3 separate regions of the Homo sapiens genome follow, and all the other regions are linked to region 1. Evidence: chromatin loops called from intact Hi-C (ENCODE). Cell type or tissue: A673. All regions are shown on one strand.

Region 1 (8,000 bases):
GGAAATTTCTTAGAAAGTATAAGTGGGAGTGGTGAGCACACAGTCAATGTAGGTGTAAGAGGAAGTGACTTACTTCGCCTGTTGCTTAAAGAGATGTTGAATAATTTCACATACATGTGTTGTGTAAGATCTTTCCCACATTGTTGGCTTTTCCTCAGATACACATTCTGCTTTTAATATTTATTGACATTCATTCATTCATTCACTTATTTACATATTTATCTTGCAACAAACATCTGCTAGATTCTATAACAGCAAGGGAAGGAAAGATAAAGATGACATAAAATTGTACCAAGTGTAGTGACAGACACAGATCTTCATTCCTGCTTATAGGAAGTTATAATCTGCTGAAAGACTTTTTAAATAATATGGTTATGTTTTTAAATAATATGATTTTTAAAATATTAAACCATAAACATATAAAGTAATATGGTTATATTTTTTGATTTCTAGAAAAAAAAGCACTAAAGAGCCAAAACATGGATATTATGTTTTTGCCACTAAATTTCTGAATTTTTTTACATAAATCACTTCGCTGTCCATCTCCGAATTTGTGAAGTAAGGAGTTTGCAACTTCGAAATGCTATGAGCTGCTCAACATCGTTAGTTATTAGGGAAATGCAAACCTCAGATATCTTAGATAATCTGCATAATAAGATATCATTTCACTTCCACTAGAATGGCTGTAATAAATAAGGAAGACAATAAAAAATTTTATTGAAGATGTGGAAAATGTGAACTCTCATACATTGCTGATAGGAATGTAAAATGGCAAAGCCACTTTGGAAAATAGTTTGGCAGTTTCTCAAAAAGTTAATAACCAAACTATCATGATCTAGCCACCCAACTCTACATATTTATTCAAGGTAATGACAACATAAGTCCACACAAAGACTTTTGAGTGAATTTTTATAGCAGCATCACTATTCCTAGAGTCAGAAACTGGAAAACCCCAAATGTCCATCAGTTTGTGAATGGGTAGACAAAATGTGGTAGATCTATACAATGGAATATTATCCAGTAATAAAAAGGAACAAACTACTGAATATTACTTTATAGATGAACTTTAGAAATGTGTAAAGTGAAAGCATCCAGATATGAGGCTACGTATTGTATGATTTTTATTTACAGAGACAGAAAGTAGATTAGGAGTTTCCTGGGGCTACTGGTAGGATAAGAGTTTAACTCTAAATGGACATAAGAAATCTTACTGAGGAGATAAATATGTTCTACGACTGATTTATGATTATGGTTGATTATTAAGAATAACTAAGTTATAAACTCATGAAAATGGGTGAATTTTGTGATTTGTAAAATGTACGTCAATAAAGCTGTTTGAAATATGCTATAAGCAATAAATGATGACCTGTCTTTAGAGACACGCAGAAAAAAGACAAGGTATGGCCAGAGTCAGCACATTTTCTGAATGTGATTTCCACATTCTCGCACAGAACCATTACTTGAAGTTTAATACTTTTCCTTCAGTGCTTTCACAATGTAATTTAATTTGTTTTGCCTGAGACTTTAATATTTCATATTCATCAAGCATTTGCCAAAGAGGCACTGTGTTCCTCTCACTTTCCTAGAAGAATAAAGGGGGTGTGGCACATAGAAGTTGGCTAGGTGTACTCTATGGGGATGTCTCTACTTTGAGTCTGAGCTTCACTCCATTGTGCTATAGCTGGCTGCTTGATTAGCTAAGGAAATGCAAACATAATGAGTTAGTGCCTGCCAACTCAGGAATTGTGCAGGTTGCCTTTAATTGTTATTCTCTGTAAACTAATTAATAAATTAATAATTTCAGAGAGATATTTTCATTTTTATTCTCCTTATTTCTTCTTTTAAATGTTTTTACTAATTTCTCTTCATTCACAAAAGACTGACATGTTAACCCTTCTTTTCTAAGTATGTTTAATTCCTTTTTTCATTTTCTTTTTCATTTTATCTGTTCTCCTGTAAATGTTCTTTACTTTTTTGGTTTCTTGATTTCTTCTTTGTGGCAGTTGTGTCTGGCTATGAAAACTCTTGGAAAATGTAAACTTTCATCAAAAATTATGAAAATAAATTGAATCTCAGGAAATTAATTGGCTTTTCCTTCTCAAATATTTATAGATATATGACTCAAGTGAAATCACAAAGCTGCAAAGTCACTTCTTGAATGCCTTTCCTATAATAATTTTAAAAAAACAATTTTCTTCCCCATTGAGCTTCTTGCTTGCTGCTCTTAGTGACACAAAATACCAAAGTATTTATTAAGTTGGGACAGTCAACATTTAGTTTTTTCTTCTTCAAAACCAATTATAATTTATCCTGGATTCTTTAAAGAAGGAGAATGGAAGCCAAAATAGAATCATGAAGAGCTAAGAGTAAAATTTTTCCAATTAGCACAACAGGTTGTCTATACAGACTGGCCCTAGCAATCCTCCCTACTTATCTTAGCATTATTGCTATCTGGTTTGGATTATAATTCCACTGGACAGGTTATTATAGCCTGAAAGCCACCTAGTATTTTGTCGATATTAAATAATCCTTAAGTAGGCATTAGCCCTTTGATTTTACTGTACATTACCATAAATAATGAATCTTTATCGTTACGTATTCACTTAGGTGAAATTACCATGAAGTCCCACTTAGTAATTCACTGTATCCTAGAATTCTAGGGTCACTAAAGAGTTGATTTTTTTGGACTCACTGAAAATATTTTGCATTAGTTTGTCTCAGGCAAGTTTAGTATCATACTGAAACCAATAACATAGTGAACTCTAACTGAAACAAACCCATCCTACAAGCAGAAGTGGTTTATTAAAGCATACTTGAGCAAAGTCTGACTATCTAAAGATTTCTTACTTGATAACACATGCAAAATAGAACCTTAATGATAATAGAAAACACTTATTTCATGCAAACTACATGCTAGCACATCAAGGAATAACTCATTTAATCTTCTCAATTTTACAAGTGAGAAAACTGACGCAGAGAGGTAAAACAACTTGTACAAGTTCCCATACTAGAAAGGAGCAAAATTGAGACTTAAACCCAGAAAGCCTATCTTCAGTCTATGTGCTTAATTACTATATAGAGCCTTTCTGGGTAGATAAGATTCTATATGTGGTACATAGTAGCTTCAGTATATACTTAAAGAATGAAAAGAAAACACCATACCAGATAAAACTAGGCTTACTGGTAGTACCCTATTACAATCTGGGGAGAGAAAGCTAGGGGAACAATGTCTTAAAAATTTGAGAGAAAAACATTTACTGTTCAGAAACTTTTAACAAGCCAAATTTTTAATCAAATTTGAGATTATAGTAAAAACAATTTCATTTTCTTTTTAATTATTTTTTTTCTTTTTTAAATTCAGAGTTCATTTTCAGCCAGGTCAGCATTACCCTGATACCAAAGCCAGACCAAGGACACTACAAGAAAATTACATGCCAATATCCCTGATGAACATAGATGCAAAAATTATCAACAACATACTAGCAAACTAAATTTAACAGCACATTAAAAGGATCATTCAATATGATCAAGCAGAATTTATCACATGGATACAAGAATGGTTCAACATATACAAATTTATAAATGCTGTATATGACATTAACCAAATGAAGCCCAAAAACCATATGATCATCTCAATCGATGCAGAAAAAGAATTTAACAAAATTTAACATCCTTTCATAATAAAAATTCTCAACAAAGTAGGTATAGAGGGAATGTACCACAATACAATGAAGGTCATATATAACAAATCCACAGATAACAACATACTCAATAGTGAAAAGTTGGTCAGGAGCAAGACAAGGGTGCCCACTGTCACTTCTTATATTCAGCAAAGTACTAGAAGTCCTAACCAGAGCAATTAGGCAAGCAAAAGAAAGAAAATGCATAACAATTGCTAAAGAAGCTGACCTGTTCAGACTTTTGTTTCCATTATGATTGTGTAGAAGCAAACTGGCTTCACTACTGCCATAAAAAAAAAAATAAATATACAGTGCTTAGGTTATTACCAGCAATATCCCAGAACTCAAATATGAGGATGAGTCATTTCCTGGGGCCACAGAAAACTTAAAATCTGTGAGCAGATGATCGGAGAATCAGATTTCCAAATCCACAATGCTCCTCTTCCCACTCTGCTTAACAGCAAGCATGGGGAAAATTTCCCGTAACTCTCAGTTTTTAAAACACTGGAAAAAGTGAGTCAAGGTGGACAACCAGCTTCTCCACCATCATTGGTTCACTGACAGGAGACTCATCTCTTCCTCAACTTACAGGAAGCATTGTGACTGCTAAATGAGAGAAATTACTCCTGCAGGCAGCTAGTGAGAAAGTAGGGAGGCAGGACTATCATACCCAGCCCTGAAAATTCTGCTGTGTAACTCAGCCAATGGAGAAGCCAAATTAAAGTGGCTGTTCAGCAGCACAATGCTGTAGGAGGTACGTTCCACAGGTCCCCTGGGCATGAGCCCAAGCCAGCTTTCCCACACTGCCATGATATCCCCCTTGAGACCTCCCCTATTCAGGATGGGCAGTATTCTGATTGTTAGAGCTGGGAAGAACCTGGGCTTATAGTGCCATCTAGTGCCAAAAATGAGGGCATGATCTAGCGAAAGAAAAAAAAAAAAAAAAGAAAGACATTCAACAGTTACATTACAAAGAATCTCTAAGCAAATATAACCAATTAAAACCAAAGCAAGCCGACAGAGAAGACGGGACTAAATACATAATCATTCAATGCAAAGAAATAGATATACATCCACAAGAACAAGGGCAAATGGGGAACCAATGAGAAGACAATATGTGAGCTCTCTGATCAAAAGTTCAAAATCCAGTTTTAAGGAAACTCAGTGATCTCCAATATAACACAGAAAAGCAAGTCAGAAATGTATCAAAGAAATCTAACAAAGAGATTGAAATAATTTAAAAAATCAAATGGAAATCTTGGCTCTGAGAAATACATTTGCTGAATTGAAAAATTTATTAGAGGCTCTTAACAGCAGAATGGATCAAGCAGAGGAAGGAATCAGAGAACTTGAAGACAGGCTACTTGAAATTATACAGTCAGGAGAGAAAAAGGATAAAAAACACAAAGATTTCCTACAAGATTTAGAAGATTACCTCAAAAGACCAAATCTGAGAATTACTGGTATTCAAGAAGGAGCTGAGCAAGGGCAAGAGCAAGGAGTAGAAAGCTTATTCAAATAAATAATAACAGAAAACTTTCCTCAACTTGAGAAAGATAAATATCCAGATAGTAAGGTCCAAGAACCTCAAATAAACTTGACCCAAATGAGATGACCAAAAGGCATGTAATAATCAAGCTCTCAAAGATCAAGGACAGAGAGGGGATCCTAAAAGCAGCAAGAGAAAAGAAGCAAATAACATATAAAGGAACTCCAAATTATTTGGAAACAGACTTCTCCATGGAAACCATATAGGCTAGGAGAAAGTTGGATGACATTTTTAAAGTACTGAAAGAAAATAACTTCCATCCAAGAATACCGTATCCAGCAAAGCTATTCTTCAAATATGAAAGAGAGATAAAATCTATCCCAGACAAACAAAAGCTAAGAGAATTTACCCCCACCAGATCCATCTTACAAGAAATGCTAAGGAGAAGTCTTTAATTTGAAAAAACCCTACTAATGTGCAAATTGTAAAGGAAGAAATATTGCTCCTGTTTTCAGACGACTTGATCTTATATATAGAAAATCCTAACAACTCCACCAAAAAACTATTAGGGCTTAAAACTAATTCAAAAAAGTTGCAGGATACAAAATCAACATACAAAAATCAGTAACATTTCTATGTACTGACAGTGAATTATCCAAAAAAGAAATCAAGAAAATAATCTCATTCATAATAGCTAAGCAACAACATTAACAACAGAAACAACAAAGGAATAAATTTAACCAAGGAGGTAAAAGATTTGTACACTGAAAACTATAAAACATTGAAAAAAAATTGAAGAAGACTCAAATAAATGGGAAGATAGCCCATGCCCATAGATTGGAAGAACTGATGTTGTTAAAATGTTCATACTACCCAAAGCAATCTACAGATTCAATGTAATCCATATAAAAATTCCAATGACATTATTTTACAGAAATAGAAAATATGTATGGAACTATGGCAGATCCTGACTAGACAAAGCAATCTTTAGCAAAAAGAACAAAACTGAAGGCATCAGACTACCTGATTTCAAAATATGCTACAAAGCCACAAAGTTGTCAAAACAGCATGGTACTTCTATAAAAACAGACACGTAGACCAATGGAATGGAATAAAGAGACCATAAATAAACTCACAAATTTAAAGTCAATTGATTTTTGAAAAAGGTACCAAGAACATACAATGGCGGAAAGAACTGTCTCTCCAATAAATGATAGTAGGCAAATTGGATATCCACATGCAGAAGAATAAAATTGGACCCTTATATCATGCCATATAAAAAAAATCAACACAAAATGGATTAAAAACTTAAATGTAAGACCAGAAACTGTGAAAACACTGTAAGAAAACGTAGGGGAAAAGCTCCACAACACTGGTGTTGGCAATAATTTTTTGGATATGACCCCAAAAGCACAAACAATGAAAATGAAAATACACAAACAGGATTACATCAACCCAAAAGAGCTCATACAGCCAGGAAAATAATCAATAGAGTGAAGTGACAACCTAGAGAATGAGGGAAAATATTTGTAAACCAAAGAGGTTAGTATCTAAAATGTAAAAGAAACTCAAACATCTCAGTAGCCAGAAAATAGCCTGATTAAAAACTGAATTTGAATAGACCTGTCTCAAAAGAACACATACTAATGCCTAACAGATATATGAAAAAATGCTCAACATCAATAATAATTAGGGAAATGCAAATTGAAACAACAGTAAGGTATCACCTTACACCTGTTAGAATGGCTAATATCAAAAGGCAAAAGATAAGTGTTGGCAAGGATGTGAAGAAAAGGAAACCCTTGTATACGGTTGGCAAGAATGTAAATTAGTACAGCAATTATGGAAAACAAGGTATCTGCACTCCCATGTTTATTGCAGCATTATTCATAATAGCCAAGGTATGGACTCAATATCTTAGTGTCCATCAATGGATAATGGATAAAGAAAATTTGATACGTATATGCAATGGACTACTATTCAGTCTTAGAAGGACATCTTGTCATTTGTAATGATATGCCACACATAGAAAGACAAATATTGCATAATGTCACATATATGTGAAATCTAAAAAGTTAAACTTAAGGAAGCAGGAATGGTGGTTACTGGGGGCAGAGTTGTGGGTAGCTGGGGAGACAAAGGTAAAAGGATACAAAATTTCAGTTAGATAGAAAGAGTAAATTTAAGAGGTCTATTGTGTGGCAGAGTGACTGTAGTTAACAACAATGTATTCTAAAAAAATGCTGAAAGTAAAAATAAAAGTAATTTAAGTTTCAAATACTCAGAAAATTTTCCCTCCGTGCATCTTTTATTAGAAAGCTACTGGAAGTTAGACGCTAAATTTAAAAAGAGGAATCATGAAATAGAGAAAATAGTGAATCCATCATGAGATTTTCAAGAAGATACAAGATGAAGAGGAAAGGAAGACCCAAGAGGACAACTCTGCCATAGGTTTAAAGAACAAATCATCACATGGAGTAGCAGGAGGTCTCTGAAGAGAGGTTAAGAGAAAAAAAAAAAAAGAGTTGACATGCTATTTTTTTTTTTTTTTTTTTTTTTGAGACAGAGTCTCACTCTGTGGCCCAGGCTGGAGTGCAGTGGTGTGATCTCGGCTCACTGCAACCTTTGCCTCCCGGGCTCAAGCGATTCTCCTGCCTCAGCCTCTTGGGTAGCTGGGATTACAGGCACGTGCCACCACACCCAGCTAATTTTTGTATTTTTAGTAGAAATGGGGTTTCACCATGTTGGTCAGGATGGTCTCGAACTCCTGACCGCAAGTGATCCACCTGCCTTGGCCTTCCAAAGTGCTGTGATTACAAGCATGAGCCACC
Region 2 (8,000 bases), 910 kb before region 1:
TGGGAATACTTTAAGGCTTGGGTTGAAGTTGCATTTTTCCAGAGAGAATTTCTGTCTGTTTCTTCCAGTTTCCTGGAACACTATCAATCAAGGCTAACTTTAATGCAAATTATCTGCTTGTGAGAAATGGTTTATGGTTATAAATTCTTAGGTTAAACCTTTTTTCCTGCAATGCTAACATTGAAATATGTGTGTTTCCTTGCCATCTTCTTCGGTGCTGTAGGTTTGTTTTTGTTTACCACAAAAAAATGTGTTTCTTTGGGGTCTCAACTTCATGTGGGCAATTCCTAGTTGACTCACCACCTTGAACGGGCTTTGGGTTTATTTCCTATTTTATGAACCACATGCAACCATAAAAATGGAAGTTTAAAGGCAACAGGGCTTGACCGATTCCCTGAAATAAAAGCTAGGATCAGCATTCACTTATCTCACTTCCTTTTGGGTTTCTAAGGAATTGTTACTTTCTTGCAGAATGAGCTAAAGGAAGAGATCTTTGTTTCCAACATATTACATGGATTTTTAAAAGTCATTTTTTCTTGGGGTGATGCCTTTGGGATACCTAGTGCATAATATTGCAGGAAACAGAATCCACCCCCACCTCCCACCCACCCTACATGGTTCCTTTTTCTCTTTCTGCTCTACTGGTCCTATGTTTGGCTTTTACCTGCATGATTTTTAGGTGGCTGCTATACGTCTAACAGTCTTTTGGGCATTGCAGGCAGGAAGGCATGGAAATGACAATGGAAAGAAAACAAAGTGTATTATTTTAGTATCTTCCTTTTTGTCAGGAAAACATTAGCTTTTCTAGAAGACTTCAACTGACAGTTCATTCACCAGAATTGTGCAACATGACCACCCTTGGTGCAAGCAAACTGAGAAATGAGCCAGACATGCTGCATTATGAAAAACGGGCTCTGTTAATAAAGAACTAGGGAATAGATATTGCAGTAGGAACCTGGAAATGTCTTCTGTTCCCTGGAATCATCAGAACAATAATTATAGTTTTTTTTTTTTGTTTTTTTTTTTACGCTGGGTTATACCCAGTGACAAATGAGCTATGATGTAAAACAGTGGTCCCCACCCTTTTCGGCACCAGGGACTGGTTTTGTGGAAGACAGTTTTTCCACAGATTGGGGGGTGAGTGGTTTCTGGATGAAACTGTTCCACCTCAGATCATCAGGCATTATTAGTTAGATTCTCATAAGGAGCACGTAACCTAGATCCCTCTCATGTGCAGTTTGCAATAGGGTTCAGGCTCCTGAGAAACTAATGCCTCCACTGATGTGACAGGAGGCGGAGCTCTAGGCGGTCATGTGAACGATGCGGAGTGGCTGTAAATACAGATTATGCTTCCCTCCCTCGCCTGCAGCTTACCTCCTGCTGTGCAGCCTGGTTCCTAACAGGCCACGCACTGGTACTGGTCCATGACCTGGGGGTTAGAGGCTCCTGATGTGAAAAATAGACAGATGATATAGAGATACAGAATCTCTCAACATTAGCCCTACTGACATTTTGGGTCAGGTCATTTTTTTTCTTGACAGGGACTGTCCTGTCAGGACCATAGGGTATTTAGCAGCGTCTCCTGTGGTCTCCACCCACTAGATGCCAGCAACACTCCCACTCCACGACAACCAAATATGTCTCAAGACATTGCCAAATATCTCCATGGAAGAAAAATCACTCCCAATTGAAAACCACCGATATACAGATACGGATGGACATTACATAGATGTAGATATGCATATGTAAATATGTGCACATATAACATGCCCAGGTGTGCACGTGCCTGCACACACACACACACACAAACACGTAAGATTTACTTGCTGTTCATCCCTAACACTAAGGTTGTAGCCTTTGGGGTTCCAGCTTTATGTAGGTCTCGAATTTTCACTGAAACTGTCTGAGGAAGGTACTATTATTATTCCCTGTTGACACTGATAAGCAAACTGAAGCTCTCAGAGATTGAGTAACTTGCCTAATACCACACAGCTAGTCATACTGTGGTGAGATGAGGCGGTGGTCTCTAGTCAGCTATGAACAATCTCTAAAACTTATATCTTTGATTTGGCTGAATCTTACCAACCTTACACCTTCCTGTTCCTCTTCACAATAGTTACCTGTTTATTCAGAATATTGCTGTTGCAGAGACTTCTGTAATGTTCTTCCTCTAACCCTTTATGTCATTTACATCATATGTCTGACCTTCTCTAATGCATCCTCTTGTGTAAAGACTTCCATTTCTCCAAGCTCAGCTCAAGTAACATCAAATGAAACCTAACACTGGAATGTAGACACCCTTCAACTAGAGATTTCATTAATTTTTAGATTCCATAGTTTCCTAACAAGACTCACTGAATAGATACTGTGTTACACAGTCCAGATCCCCACTTCAGGGCCAACATAGCCTGGTCTCAGCGTCTGGAAATATCAGCTGCTAATTTATAATGTGACCCTGACAGAAAATTGCACTTGACTTTAGGGAACTGGTTTGTCCAAGGTTATACACCTCACAGGAGCTCGCCCATGGCCAATAATTGGCCAATGCAGGGACACAAAGGCCCAGTCTCCCTTAATTTGGGACAATTCCAAAAGGCCATCTCAGCTCCAGAGCTCCCCATGAGACTGGCTGTGGCAGCAGTTCTAACTATGTTGTTATTCGGCTTCTCTTTCTGCACAATTCTGTCTGTGTAACTTCTTCATAGGTGCACCTTCTGAGAGTAATCACCCATAAACCATCTATATGCTACTCTTTGTTTCATAATGATCTCCAGATAATCCAATCAATCCAGTTGATGTCAGCGGTGGATCTAAGATGTGGACCAAAGAGAAATGGATGGAGCATCTGGTAGTTTGTGATACAGAAAAAACACAACTATCAATAAGCATACTGGTATTACATATTTTAAAATCATGTTGCACTTTCTAGTTGGAAATACATTCTTTTGCAAAATTTCTTATCAAACATCCATGAAGTCCTTGAAGGTTTGCAGAAATTCCTCCTAATTCCATGGAAGAGATGTGCATGGCTGTATCACCTATGCCAGTGTCCAGAATAAGAGCCATTCTCCTCCTGACTCCTCATCCTTGGCCTTTGCCTCCCTTCGAGGGTCTCCTGGCTCCACAGTCTTCTTCGGTGAAGAGTTACCCCTATCCAACAGCAGAGGGCAGCAAAGCCTATATTCTGACAACAGAGATTTCCTTGACAGGGATTTTCAGTCTCAGGGCAAATAATTTCAAAGAACTTTGTTACTGAAGACTAAAGCTAATTAAATTATCACTCTGGAGTGAAGATTACCCAGAATTAGTAAAAAACAAAATTTGCATATATTAAGTATACTGACTCCTGGAATAAACCCGAAAGCACAAGGGTAAATCAAACCCAAGATATCCAATAACCTCAGGGCCTCATCTGAAATCTCTGAACCCAGGAGTGAAAGGAATTTGAGGTGAGGCTGTGGCTCCATGAGCTTTCCATCCTCCTTCCATTCAGTCCATTTGTGCTCCTCCCCAACTGATTGGACAAACGCCACTAGGAAGCAAATGTGACAAATCACAGTCATGGCTCCAAATGACCTCAGGAAAGAAGGAAATGTTCCTATTCATAAACATGTCTCCCAATTTATTTAGCATTTTTTAAAAAGTATTTGAAAAATATTTTATAACTTTTCCATATTTGCTTTGCACAGATTTGCACAGATTTGAATACCTTGTATTTCCTTACTTCACTTGCAAACTATGTATTTTATTGAAACTGCATGTTTTAAAACTATGGCTGGTGTATAAAATACAATTGTCTTTTATTAATATCAGAAAAAAATATAAATTATTAATGTAAGCAATTTTTATAGTTTTTTTGGCTTTTCTGTGAAAACAATTATATTACTTGAAGTTAATGATAGTTTACTTTCTCCTTTCCAAACCTCGTACTCCTGCTTTGTCTTATACTAGTTTATTGGCTAGAACAACCAGTAAATGGTTAAAATAAGAGTGGATAGCTGGTATCCTTGTCTTTCCTCATATCTTTGGGGGAATACTTTTAGTATTTTATCATTGAGCATGATATTTTCTGAAGGAATTCTTTAAAATACATAATTTATCCATTCGTAAGAGATTAATAATGATAAAATGTTTAATGTCTTCAAATATTACTTTAAAATTCATTGTGATGATTCCACAGTTTTCTTCCCTCTGTTTCTTAGTATGATGCAGTAGGCACATCGTCCATGATCTCATCCCTGGCAGCTGTGAGTTTGTTAGCCCACATGGCAAAAGGAACTCTGCAGAAGGGATCAAGTTTAAAGATGTTGAGGTGGGGATATCATCCTGGGTGATAGAGGTGAGCCCCGTCTAATTACATGATCCTTAAAAATGGAAGAGGGCGGGAAAGAGTGGGTCAGAGAGATGCAGTATTGGACTAACCCACCATTGTTGGCTGGGAAGAAGGAGAAAGGAAACCATGAGCCAAGGAATGCCATGGCCTCCCAAAGCTGGAATCAGCACACAGTTTATGGCCAGTAAGAGAACAGAGACCTCGGTGCTACAGCCACAGGGTACTGGATTTTGCCAACAATCCGAATGACCAAGGAAACAAATTGTCCACTGCAGCCTCCAGAAAATAATTCAGCCTCGTCGGCACCCTCATTTTAGTGCAGTGAGGCCTCCATCTGACTTCTGAGCTTCAGAACTATAATATGATAAATTTTCAGGATTTATTACATCAGTAATGGAAAACTAATACACATGGCAAATCACATGAAAAGATTTTCTATTTTGAACCAACCTTACATTCTTGGAATAAAGACAGCTTGTCATAAAGTATTAATTATCAATTTGTTATACATCGTCCAATTCAGTTTGCCAAGAGTTTGTTTTGGATTTTCCTCTATCATTAGAAGTGGCCTGGCACTTTCTTTCCTTATACTGTTCTTTTCAGACGTTTCTATCAAAGCTATCCTGATCTCAGCGTTAGGGAGTGTTCTGTGTTACACATCCTAAAATTGGTTGCTGTGGGACTGCAATTCTTTCTTCTATCAAAGCTTTGTAGAATTAACCTGTTTATTCATTTGCACCCTGTTTGATCCTTGTGGGAAGACCTGAAGCACTGATTTAATTTTTTAATAGTTATAAAACCCTGCAGTTTTTCTATATATTCATAAGCCAGTTTTTATTATTTATTATTAGTATTCATTTTATTTGGCTGTATATGACAAAACAAAACAACTTTAAAAAACAGGCCCCTGCCCTTCAATGTATGTAGTTTCACTTACACAAGATAAATAAATTCTAGAGCTCTGCTCACAATATTGTGCCTACAATTAACAACATGGCATTGTGCACATAAACATTTGTTAATAGAGTAAATCTCATCTTAAATGTTCTTGTCATGATCAAAAAAATAAGGCTTAAATAAAATAGAAATTAATTTCTCCCTCACATAAACATAAACTCTCCAGGACTGGTATAGTAGCTTTGCGATGGGTAGAGCCCTAAGTTGTTTCTTCCATGTTTGCCCTAGAGTTTCCAGGATACACTCACAACCAATCTTAGTCCATTACAAGCATCACTATAGCACTTCCTGGGTAGTGCCAGTGCCTTGTAACAGAGTATTCTCAGTGTCTCTCTTTCATCCCCAATACCCTTGCTGTCATTTTTCTCATGTATTCGTATGCTATAATGATGCAACACATTGCTAGCTATTAATACTCTAAGGAATTAATTAAGAATGAGGAAAATAAAATATTTTATTTTACCTTCATTTATCCCTTCTCTGATTTTTTTTTTATTCTTTATGTGGACCCAGGTTTCTAACTTCCATAATTTCCCTTCTTTCTGAAGAACTTCTTTTAACATTCCTTTCAAGGCAAGTCTATTGCTCACAAATTCCCTCAGTTGCTGTTTGTCTGAGAAAGTCTTTATTGTTCCTTTACTTTTGAAGGAAAATTTCTATGGATAATAATTGTAGCTTGGTGGGTTATTGTCACACTTTAAATATTTCACTCCAGGCCGGGTGCGGTGGCTCACGCCTGTAATCCCAGCACTTTGGGAGGCCGAGGTGGGCAGATCAGAAGGCCAGGAGATCGAGACCATCCTGGCTAACACAGTGAAACCCTGTCTCTACTAAAAAATACAAAAAAATGAGCCGGATGTGGTGGCAGGCACCTGTAGTCCCAGCTACTCGGGAGGCTGAGGCAGGAGAATGGCGTGAACCTGGGAGGCAGAGGTTGCAGTGAGCCGAGATCGCGTCACCGCACTCCAACCTGGGCAACAGTGCAAGACTCTGTCTCAAAAAAAAAAAAAAAAATTTCACTCCACATTTTTCGTCCTTGAATGCTTCTTGAATAGAAGTCTTATGCGATTTGTATCCTTGTTTCTTTTAAATAAGGTGTTTTTATTTTAGGGCCACTTTCATGATTTTCTCTGTCTTTGGTTTTCTGTAATTTGTATATGGTATACCTAGCTATAGATCTTTCAGCATTTATCTTGCTTGGTGGTCTGTGAACTTTCTAGATTAGGGGTTGGGTGTCTGGCATTAATTTTGGAAAATTCTCGGGCATTATTAACTCAAATATTTCTTCTGTTTCTTTTTCTCTTTCTGGTATTCCCATTATATTCATGTGATATCTTTTGTAATTATCCCACAGTTATTGGATATTCTGTTCCATTTTTCATTTCTTTTTTCTCTTTGCATTTCAGTTTGACATCTTTTCAAGCTCACTGACTTTCTTCAGCCATGTCTAGCCTACTGATTAGCCTAGCAAATAAATTTTTAAAAGTCTTCTGTTACAGTGTTTATTTCTAGCATTTCCTTCTGATTCTTAAAGTGTCAATCTTGCTTCTTAGATTAACCATCTGTTCTTGCATATTGTCTGCTTTTCCATTAAAGCCCTTAGCATATGAGGGGACTTCAAAAGTTTATGGAAAATTTGAATTCAACAATAAAAATAAAAAATATAAGCTTTGTTTTCTAACATAAACTCCATCAAGGTCCAGACACTTTTGTAAGCAATGATACCGGCCACTTAGTCTATCAATAAAAAACTAAGGGCCCTGGGAATTTAACCATGCCAATGTAGTCTATTTACTTTTTTAATTGAAGAGAAATGGGTGCCCTTTATAGGTATTTTAAGAGTAGGAAGCAAAAATATGTCAGAAGGAGCCAAATAGAACTATAAGCTGGGTGCCTACAAATTTCCCATCAAAACCCTTGCAAAACTGCCCTTATTTGATGAGAGGAATGAGCATTGTCACTGTGGAGTAGCACTGCAGACAGTAGCATTGTCATGGTGGAGAAGGACTCTCTGGTGAAGCTTTCCCAAACTTTTTTTTTTTTTTTCTTGAAGCTTTGGCTAACTTTCTCAGAACATTCTCATAATAAGTAGATGTTATCATTATTTGGCCCTCCAGAAAGTAAGCAAGCAAAATGCCTTTAGTATCTCAAAAAATTGTTGCCACGACCTCTGCTCTTGACTGGCCCACTTTTGTTTTGACTGGACCATTTCCACCTCTTGGTAGCTATTGCTTTGATAGTCCTTGGTCTTCAAGATCATACTGGTAAAGCCATGTTTCTTCTCCTGTTACAGTTTGTCAAAAAATGCTTCAGGATCTTGATCTCATTTTTAAAAATCCATTGAATGCTCTGCTCTTACCGCAGCTAATTTGGGTGCAGTGGTTTTGGCAACCATCAAATAGAAACCTTGCAGAACTTTAATTTTTCAATCCCAATTGTGTAAGCTGAACCAATTGAGATGTCTATGGTGTCAGCTATTGTTTCTGCTGTTAATTGTCGGGCCTCTTCAATTAGGGTATGAATAAGATTAATTGTTTCCTCTCAAATTGATGTGGATGATCTGCTGTGGGCTTCATCCTCAACATTGTCTCATCCCTTTTTAAAATGAGTTGTCCATTTGTAAACTGTTTTCTTTGGAGTACTGTCCCCATAAACTTTTTGTAAAGCACTAGTGACTTCACCATTCTTCCACCAAAGCTTCACCATAGAT
Region 3 (8,000 bases), 710 kb before region 1:
TGATAAAAGTTTATAGAGATAGAGTTACTCTGACCCCCCTCTAATTATTACCAAAAAATAACAGAAGGAAAAATCAATGATCCAGAACACAAGAGACTTGAGTTCCAGTCTTGGATTAGTAGTTTACTAATCATTATCACCTTGGGTAAGTTAAAACCTGCATTGGTTTCATTGCGCTTCTCTGAACAATGACAATAATACCACAACATACCTAATTATGGTTGTTTTAAGTATCGAGATAAAACAGGTAGAGAAGCTTAGGGATCTAAGAAAGGTTATAATAACCATCAGTGTTGCTCTCTGAAAATTGTGGAGTTACCACCGGATGGAAAATAGACTATGTCCTGCAGTTATGCATTTCTTTAAATATTTGGTTTTAATATGTCCTGACAACTTTCTAATAACCCCTCAAGAATCAGGTAGCACACTGATGAGCACAATGGGTAGGGAGGAAGTGGTGTAAGACAGATATGATGGCCCATTATGTGGGATGTTATAAGTGTGGTGAAGAATTTGGATTTTTTTTTTTGAGATGGAGTCTTACTCTGTTGCCCAGCCTGCAGTGCAATGGTGCAATCTCAGCTCACTGCAACCTCTGCCTCCCAGGTTCAAGCAATTCTCCTGCTTCAGCCTCCTGAGTAGCTGGGATTACAGGCACACACCACTACACCCAGCTATTTTTTTCTATTTTTAGTAGAGACGGGGTTTCATCATGTTGGCCAGGCTGGTCTTGAACTCCTGACATAGGTAATCCACCCACCTCAGCCTCCCAAAGTGCTGGGATTACAGGCATGAGCCACTGCACCCTGCCAAGAATTTGGATCTTATCCCTAGGGCAGTGGAAAGCCACCAGAGGTTTCTGGGAAGACTGAGATCTCTGCTCTGGTCTACCTGTTAAAAGACCACTGGAATGACTGTGTAGAACACATGCTGTCTTGGAAGGCTTTTGCAGGAGTGCAAGCAAAGGATTAGAATGGCTTGAAGGAAAGAGGAATTTGGAATGTGCTTTGGAGGTGAGTTGACAAAGATTTGTTGGTAGATTAGATGTAACACGTGAGGGAACAGGAAAAATAAATTACCTCTAGATGGTACTTTAGCAGCTAGGTGAATACAAATGTCATTTATTGTAATGGGGGATGCTAGAGGAAGGAATCAGTTTGGGGTTGAAATAGAAAATCCTGTCTTGGCCATGTTAATTTTGAAAAGCCTAGTAGACTTCCAACCGCCCTGAGCTACTTACTAGTGTCACCCCTGCTGATCATTGAGAATAACTGTGAAAATGAAAAAAAAAAATCATGCTTCACTGCTGGGATCTGCATCAACTTAAGAAAAATAAAAGTTCACTGGAAAGAGAGCTTAAAATACGCCACAACTTCATTACCCTTTTTTAGTTTGGGTGTCAGAAACCCAATGGCAACTTATTTTATTAAACAGAAAAATGGATTAGCTCTTCAAATGGAAAAAGTCTAAGCAACACATTGCCGGATCCAAGCACTTAAAAGACATCTCAGAAATCTGACTGTCAGTTTAGCTTTCCATATGTTATCTCCATTGTTAGGCAGGATTTCTCAAGAGACAGCTCTCACGCTGTCTCTCTAGGGCAGTGGAAAGATTGCTCAGGGTCAATTCTAATTTTACTTCTTACCAGCTTAGCAGCTCCAGAGAGAAAAGAGAAACTTTTTCCCAATAGTATCAAAATGTCACTGCCAGTCCTGAGCTCCTTACCATCTCCAGAGCAGACATCAGCTCCTTACAAACCACACAAACTGAGAGGGAATTAGAGGTGCTTTGACCAGAAAAAAAAAACTACTCTTGGATCAGAATAAATAACAGAAGGCCACTAAAAAGCTTATAGAAATAACTGAAGTTTTAACAGCAACAAAAAGAAAACATATTGTTTCATACAACTTTGCTAACACTACATAAAATTTGTGATTTATCTCACAACATATGTGACAGTAATCAAGCTGGAAGATTTATTTCATTTCTTACTCAAGAAAAGTGATTGCTGTTGCCACACACTAAAATCAACTCCATCTAAGTAAATAATCTGATGTGAAATTATGGTAGAAAAACTACTACCAAAGATCTGTCAGTTCTTTGAATGGACACCTTTCTAAATTTTGAAACAAGAAAAGAAAACAGAAAATGTCAGCTTAAGAATTTATACCTTTTAGAACAACCAAATAAAAATCCAAACAGTTGGCTGGGGAACACAGGTGCATTCAGAATTCTTTCCTGTGTCCACTCATTAACCTAACATTTGCTAAGTGACTACCCAGTTCAGGAACTGTGAGCTAGCCCAGGCTGCCAAACAAAGCAGGCAACCTCCCTTCTCCAGGTCAGACCATATTTTATTTTGATCTCCATGAAAACCTAATCTTAACACATGCAGAGAGTGAGAGGGGTTAAAGGGTTTGATTCACCCTTTGTTTCTTATTAATTTCAGAGTCCAAATATAAACCACAATGCTTTAACCCCCTGCCCAAGGGCACCTGTCTTCACCCATCAAAATAGTCTTGGGGATCCCGGAGCCAGTATACAACCAGCTAACCTGGCAATGGTGTCAGGTGGCAAAAGGATTCTCCCTGGCCTTCAGCGACACCCTGTCGTGACAACTTAAGTCATCCCCTCCAAAGAGATGAAGGTTCTTATTGTTCTTGTTTCATTCAGGGACACAGCAAAGAATGTATGATGAGACTCAATTACAATGTTCTTGGACTCTACTCCAAATGGTGGTAAAGAAGATTTTCCCTATTCTTTTATAGAAATTGCAAGTTCTCATCCCTCATTGCAACACAGGTATCAGGTAATATCATCTGCTTCCTCTGACAAGAAAAAAACTTTTGCCTGCAGGTGCTAGGGGTCTTAGCCCCATATTGGAGATTTTCTCTAGGAAATTTTGTCTAGGAAGATTTCCTGTTCTCACAACATTTTTGAGTGTCTTTAACAACATTTTTGAGTGTCTTTAATGTGTCCCCAGTCACTTCATATTTTTCTCAAGAAATTAGCAATCCTGTACAGGAGACAGACATGTAGCATATGGTAAAATATAGTGTGGTAAATTAAACAATAGACTATACATTAGTAACAGACAAGGTCTTGCTAGGTAAATAGCAAGTGTGACCAAGGAAATGTTAGTATTCAATTTTATAAAGAGGAATCTCTCTGCCTACACTGACTCATCTGGTTCATATCGAAATATCTAGATCCTGATAGACAAACCAGAAAAAATATATGAGTAGATAATTCATACCTGAGAAAGACAAATGGTAGACAAACACAGAAAATGTTCAACTTCTAACTACCAGAGAAGTAACAAGTTTGAAATGAGGTATTACTTGACACTTAAAAATGTAAATATGAGATCCAAGGCTGGTGAGAGTTGTGTTGTAATGCTTTAAAAACCCTTTTTGTATAATTTTATTTAATATAAAGAGACAAATTCAATGTCCTCAAAATTCAGCTACTGAGGATTTAACCTAAGGAAATGTTTTCAATCTATACATAAATATATTCAATAAAGAATAAGAATTATTTTAATAGTAAAAAATGGAAGTAGTTTGCACATAAATAATATTAGATAAATTTTATAGTTATTTTTCTGGTCATTAAGATTACAGAAATAAAGGCTAAATAAAAATTAAGTAAGTAAACTCTTCTGTGATTTTGATCATTCAGACACTTATCAACTGAGGGTAATTATTGGAGATTCATGGAGCTGCCACTAGAGGGAGTGCTAACCAAGAGTTGGGTCTAAGTACCATGGCATCTGAAGCATGCTGGTGTCTTAGGGGCCCAAACACAGGAGAAAGAGGAAATCAAAAGATAGTAACGGTAAGTACAGAAATTAGAAAGTCATTTCCACAGGGAATCAGAGAACTCAGAAAATAACTTAATAATTATCAAAGGTATCTCTCCCCAAGGAAAGAAATGTTTCCTGGTACCTTTCTCACTCAGCTTCTGGGAGCCCTTCATGAAGGCGATTCCTGCCAGTTGACCTTGATGTGCCATCTGTGATCTCCTTGGTTAGAGACTGTGTTGTTGGTTAGTGGTATCTTCTTCCCTCAATGAACTACTTTTTTTTTCTTACATCACCATCATTCAATGAAAAACAGTGGAATCCCTGGATAGTTAAATGTGTGCTGAAAAGAACTCTGCTAAATTATGTGGATCTTTCCAATTTGCTCCTTGGAACTTTGTGGCTGCATTGAGTGAACCAGAAGGATTATGTTTGCATAAGACAACTGCCGAGGAGGAAAAGGGGGAAATAATGGCAGGTGGAGATGGACATAGTCCATGCACAGGGGACTGCGATGGGGAAACCTAAGAGTTTGGAGGTTAGATCATTCTCTGAGAGCTAAGAAGACCGTTAAGTGTTGGAGCCATGTAAAATTGCATTTAAATGTCAATGCTCCCTTTAATTGTCAGAGCTCAGGCAAGTCACTTTACCTCTCTCTTTGCCTTCATTTCCTCCCCTGTAAAAATACTTCCCGACACTCAGAGAGATAGAAAGTAGAAGGATGGTTACCAGAAGCTAAGAAGGGCAGTAGTGGGGCACGGGGAGGGGAGTGGGGATTAATGGGTACAAAACTATGGTTAGAGACCGGATGCCGTGGCTCATGCCTGTAATCCCAGCACTTTGCGAGGCCAAGGCGGGTAGATGACGAAGTCAGGAGATCGTGACCATCCTGGCTAACACAGTGAAACCCTGTCTCTCGAGGCGGGCAGATCACGAGGTCAGGAGATCGAGACCATCCTGGCTAACACGGTGAAACCCTGTCTCTACTAAAAATACAAAAAATTAGCCGGGCATGGTGGCAGGCGCCTGTAGTCCCAGCTATTTGGGAGGCTGAGGCAGGAGAATGGCATGAACCTGAGAGGCGGAGCTTGCAGTGAGCCGAGATCACTGCCACTGCACTCCAGCCTGGGTGACAGAGTGAAACTCTGTCTCAAAAAAAAAAAAAAAAAAAAAAAATTAGCTGGGCCTGGTGGTGGGCGCCTGTAGTCCCAGTTACTTGGGAGGCTGAGGTAGGAGAATGGCGTGAACCCGGGAGGTGGAGCTTGCAGTGAGCCGAGATAGTACCACTGCACTCCAGCCTGGGTGACAGAGCGAGACTCCATCGCAAAAAACAAACAAACAAAAAATTATGGTTAGAAGGAATAAATGAGATCTAGCATTTGATAGCACAACAGGGTGACTATAGTCAATAGCAATTTAATTGTACATTTTTAAATAGCTGAAAGAGTATAATTGGATTGTTTGTAACCTAAAAGATAAATGCTTGAGGTGATGGATATCCCATTTACCCTGGTGTGATTATTGCTCATTGCATGCTTGTATCAAAATATCTCATATACCCCATAAATATATAAAATATATACACCTAGTATGTAATAACAAAAATGAAAAAAATATACCTCCCAGCGTTTGAGAATAAAAATTAACAGTAATAATTATGAAGCAATGTTTCAGATTCTTACGTAGCCTTATTGATTTACAAATGCTTGCTACAAACACCCAGCTACTGGTTTAACAGTTTATCTTATGTCTCTATTATCTTCAAATTAGAGGCCAGATCTGGATGGGTCCAGCTGGTGGGGCATGGATGACAAGGAGAAAAGAGCATCTGAGAAGGGCATATTGGCAGCCAAGTGAGATGCTGACAATGAATATATAAGACAGCTGCAGTGCAGGACTACTTAGAGTAAGAAGCAAAAAGGAGGTCATCTCAGAGTCATGACGAATGGGTCAAATTATATTTTCTTTGAGCTGATAATAAGAATGAGAAATGTGTGGTTAGGAATGATTTCTATCATAGATGAGATTTTTAAAAATTGTACTTAGCATGCTAAGTTTCTGCTTTCTGGTGTACCCATTTATGGAAATACCTATCTGTTATTGCTCCCACAAGAGGAGTCATCAGAACAGATGTTACTCTAACATTTATGAGCTGAGAGTTGGATATTGTGTTTAACTTTGATAGTTTTCATGTATCACCAAATGGAATCTCACTTTTTCAGAGTTAACTTCATCCAACACGATTCATTTTAAAAGAACAGAAATTTCCATTGTTTTTACAATTGTTGCTATTGTTTTAATTAACATTTTAATTTAAGTGGGCACATTTCACATATGGAACTCAATTCTCTTTCCAGTAGCCTAAGGGTTCTTAAACTGATGAGAAAAATCAAATCTATTTAATGTGGACAGGATTAAAGAGCTGTTACAATAATATTTTCCCAAGGGCTTTTGGTAAATTTAAAATATTAATTCTGGTTTTATCATATATATACATATTTTTTGAAATATATTTGGTAAATATATAAATTATGTTAAATAATAAATGGCAAGATGTATCTAAAAAAGGTTGTGTAGCATTAAGATTTATATAAAATGAAACATATGAAATGTAATATAAATACATACAACATAATGCCCTACATCTACTGCCCACCTACTTTGCAAACACTGCACTAGCCACTATAAGAGGAGGGTTACGCCAAATATTAAGAGGCTATTAAAAAACAAACATAATCAAGTAAGTTTGAGAAACATGAAGTTAAACAGAGTTAGAGCTCCCTTTTTAAAATTTTTTTCATAAGTTATTGGGGTACAAGTGGCATTTGGTTACATGAGTAAGTTCTTTCATGGTGATTTATGAGATTTTGGTGCACCCATCACCCAAGCAGTATGCACTGCACCATATTTGTAGTCTTTTACCCCTTGCTCCCCTCTCACTCTTCCCTCCAAGTCTACAAAGTCCATTGTATCATTCTTATGCCTTTGCGTCCTCATAGCTTAGCTCCCACATATCAGTGAGAACGTACAATGTTTGGTTTTCCATTCCTGAGTTACTTCACTTAGAATAATAGTCTCCAGTCTTACCCAGGTCATTGCAAATGCTGTTAATTCATTCCTTTTTATGGCTGAGTAGTATTCCATCATATATATATACTACAGTTTCTTTATCCACTCATTGATTTATGGTCATTTGGGTGGGTTCCACTATTTTGCAATTGTGGATTGTGCTGCTATAAAAATGCATGTGCAAGTATCTTTTTCAAATAATGACTTATTTTCCTCTAGGTAGATACGCAGTAGTGGGATTGCTGGATCAAATGGTAGTTCTACTTTTAGTTCTTTAAGGAATCTCCGCACTGTTTTCCATGGTGGCTATACTAGTTTACATTCCCACCAGCAATGTAGAAGTGTTCCCTGATCACCGCATCCACTCCAACATCTACTGATATTTTATTTTTTGATTATGGCCATTCTTGCAGGAGTAAGGTGGTATTGCATTGTGGTTTTGATTTGCATTTCCTTAATCATTAGTGATGTTGATCATTTTTTCATATGCTTGTTGGCCATTTGTATATCTTCTTTTGAAAATTGTCTATTCATGTCCTTAGCCCACTTTTTGATGGGACTGTCTTTTTTTACTGATTTGAGTTCATTGCAGATTCTGGATATTAATCCTTTGACAGACATATAGATTGTGAAGATTTTCTTCTACCTAGCTTTTCAGTGCATTCAGTGAGTTAATGCGAGTTGGAAAGCACTTAGAGAGGCCATAGTGAGTGTGCAACATTTCCCAAGCTTATTATATCATGGACCATTTCTCCCTGGAGGAGCATATTTTGGGACCAGGGTTTGGCAAATGATATACTGGGAACTCGCACTGCAAAGGATACCACAATGGTGAAATCACAGTCTCCTTCCACCGGAGGCTCATAGAGTAGATGATGAGACAAAGACCCAAATAACTATAATAAGAAGAAACTGCAAATATTCTAAGATACAAAGTTCTGAGTTCATCTCCCTGCAACATTTATTAAACATAAATGTAAGAGAACTGAGTTGATATTTTTTCAAGTTTGGATTACAAATTGTCTTTATTAGACTACCATTGAGGCAGGATATGGTGGCTCACACCTGTAATTCCAACACTTCGGGAGGCCAAGGTGGGAGGATCGCTTGAGCCCACTAGTTTGAGACC

What was found. Hi-C counts contacts between places; a loop is a spot of excess contacts. Peaks named below come from ENCODE experiments on the same cell type or tissue, not always from the same donor. Only the 100,000 strongest peaks of a DNase experiment are listed, where the experiment ranks them.
Region 2: a loop joins it to region 1, with 5 times the contacts of the local background. A loop is called at or near these places in 5 of 110 quality-filtered maps.
Region 3: a loop joins it to region 1, with 3.0 times the contacts of the local background. A loop is called at or near these places in 4 of 110 quality-filtered maps.

What each region holds. Positions count from the first base shown.
Region 1 is chr2:17,467,571-17,475,570 of GRCh38, reverse strand. No RefSeq gene overlaps it. Among named protein-coding and RNA genes, the nearest start is that of RAD51AP2, 47 kb to the left of the region's middle. In A673, a CTCF peak has its summit at 4,589 (motif pointing left); DNase peaks (open chromatin) are centred at 4,110 and 4,500.
Region 2 is chr2:18,373,396-18,381,395 of GRCh38, reverse strand. No RefSeq gene overlaps it. Among named protein-coding and RNA genes, the nearest start is that of RDH14, 180 kb to the left of the region's middle. In A673, a CTCF peak has its summit at 3,143 (motif pointing right); DNase peaks (open chromatin) are centred at 855, 1,315, 3,175 and 3,405; H3K27ac peaks cover 3,432 bases.
Region 3 is chr2:18,174,672-18,182,671 of GRCh38, reverse strand. No RefSeq gene overlaps it. Among named protein-coding and RNA genes, the nearest start is that of KCNS3, 300 kb to the right of the region's middle. In A673, a CTCF peak has its summit at 3,725 (motif pointing right); a DNase peak (open chromatin) is centred at 3,751; H3K27ac peaks cover 2,868 bases.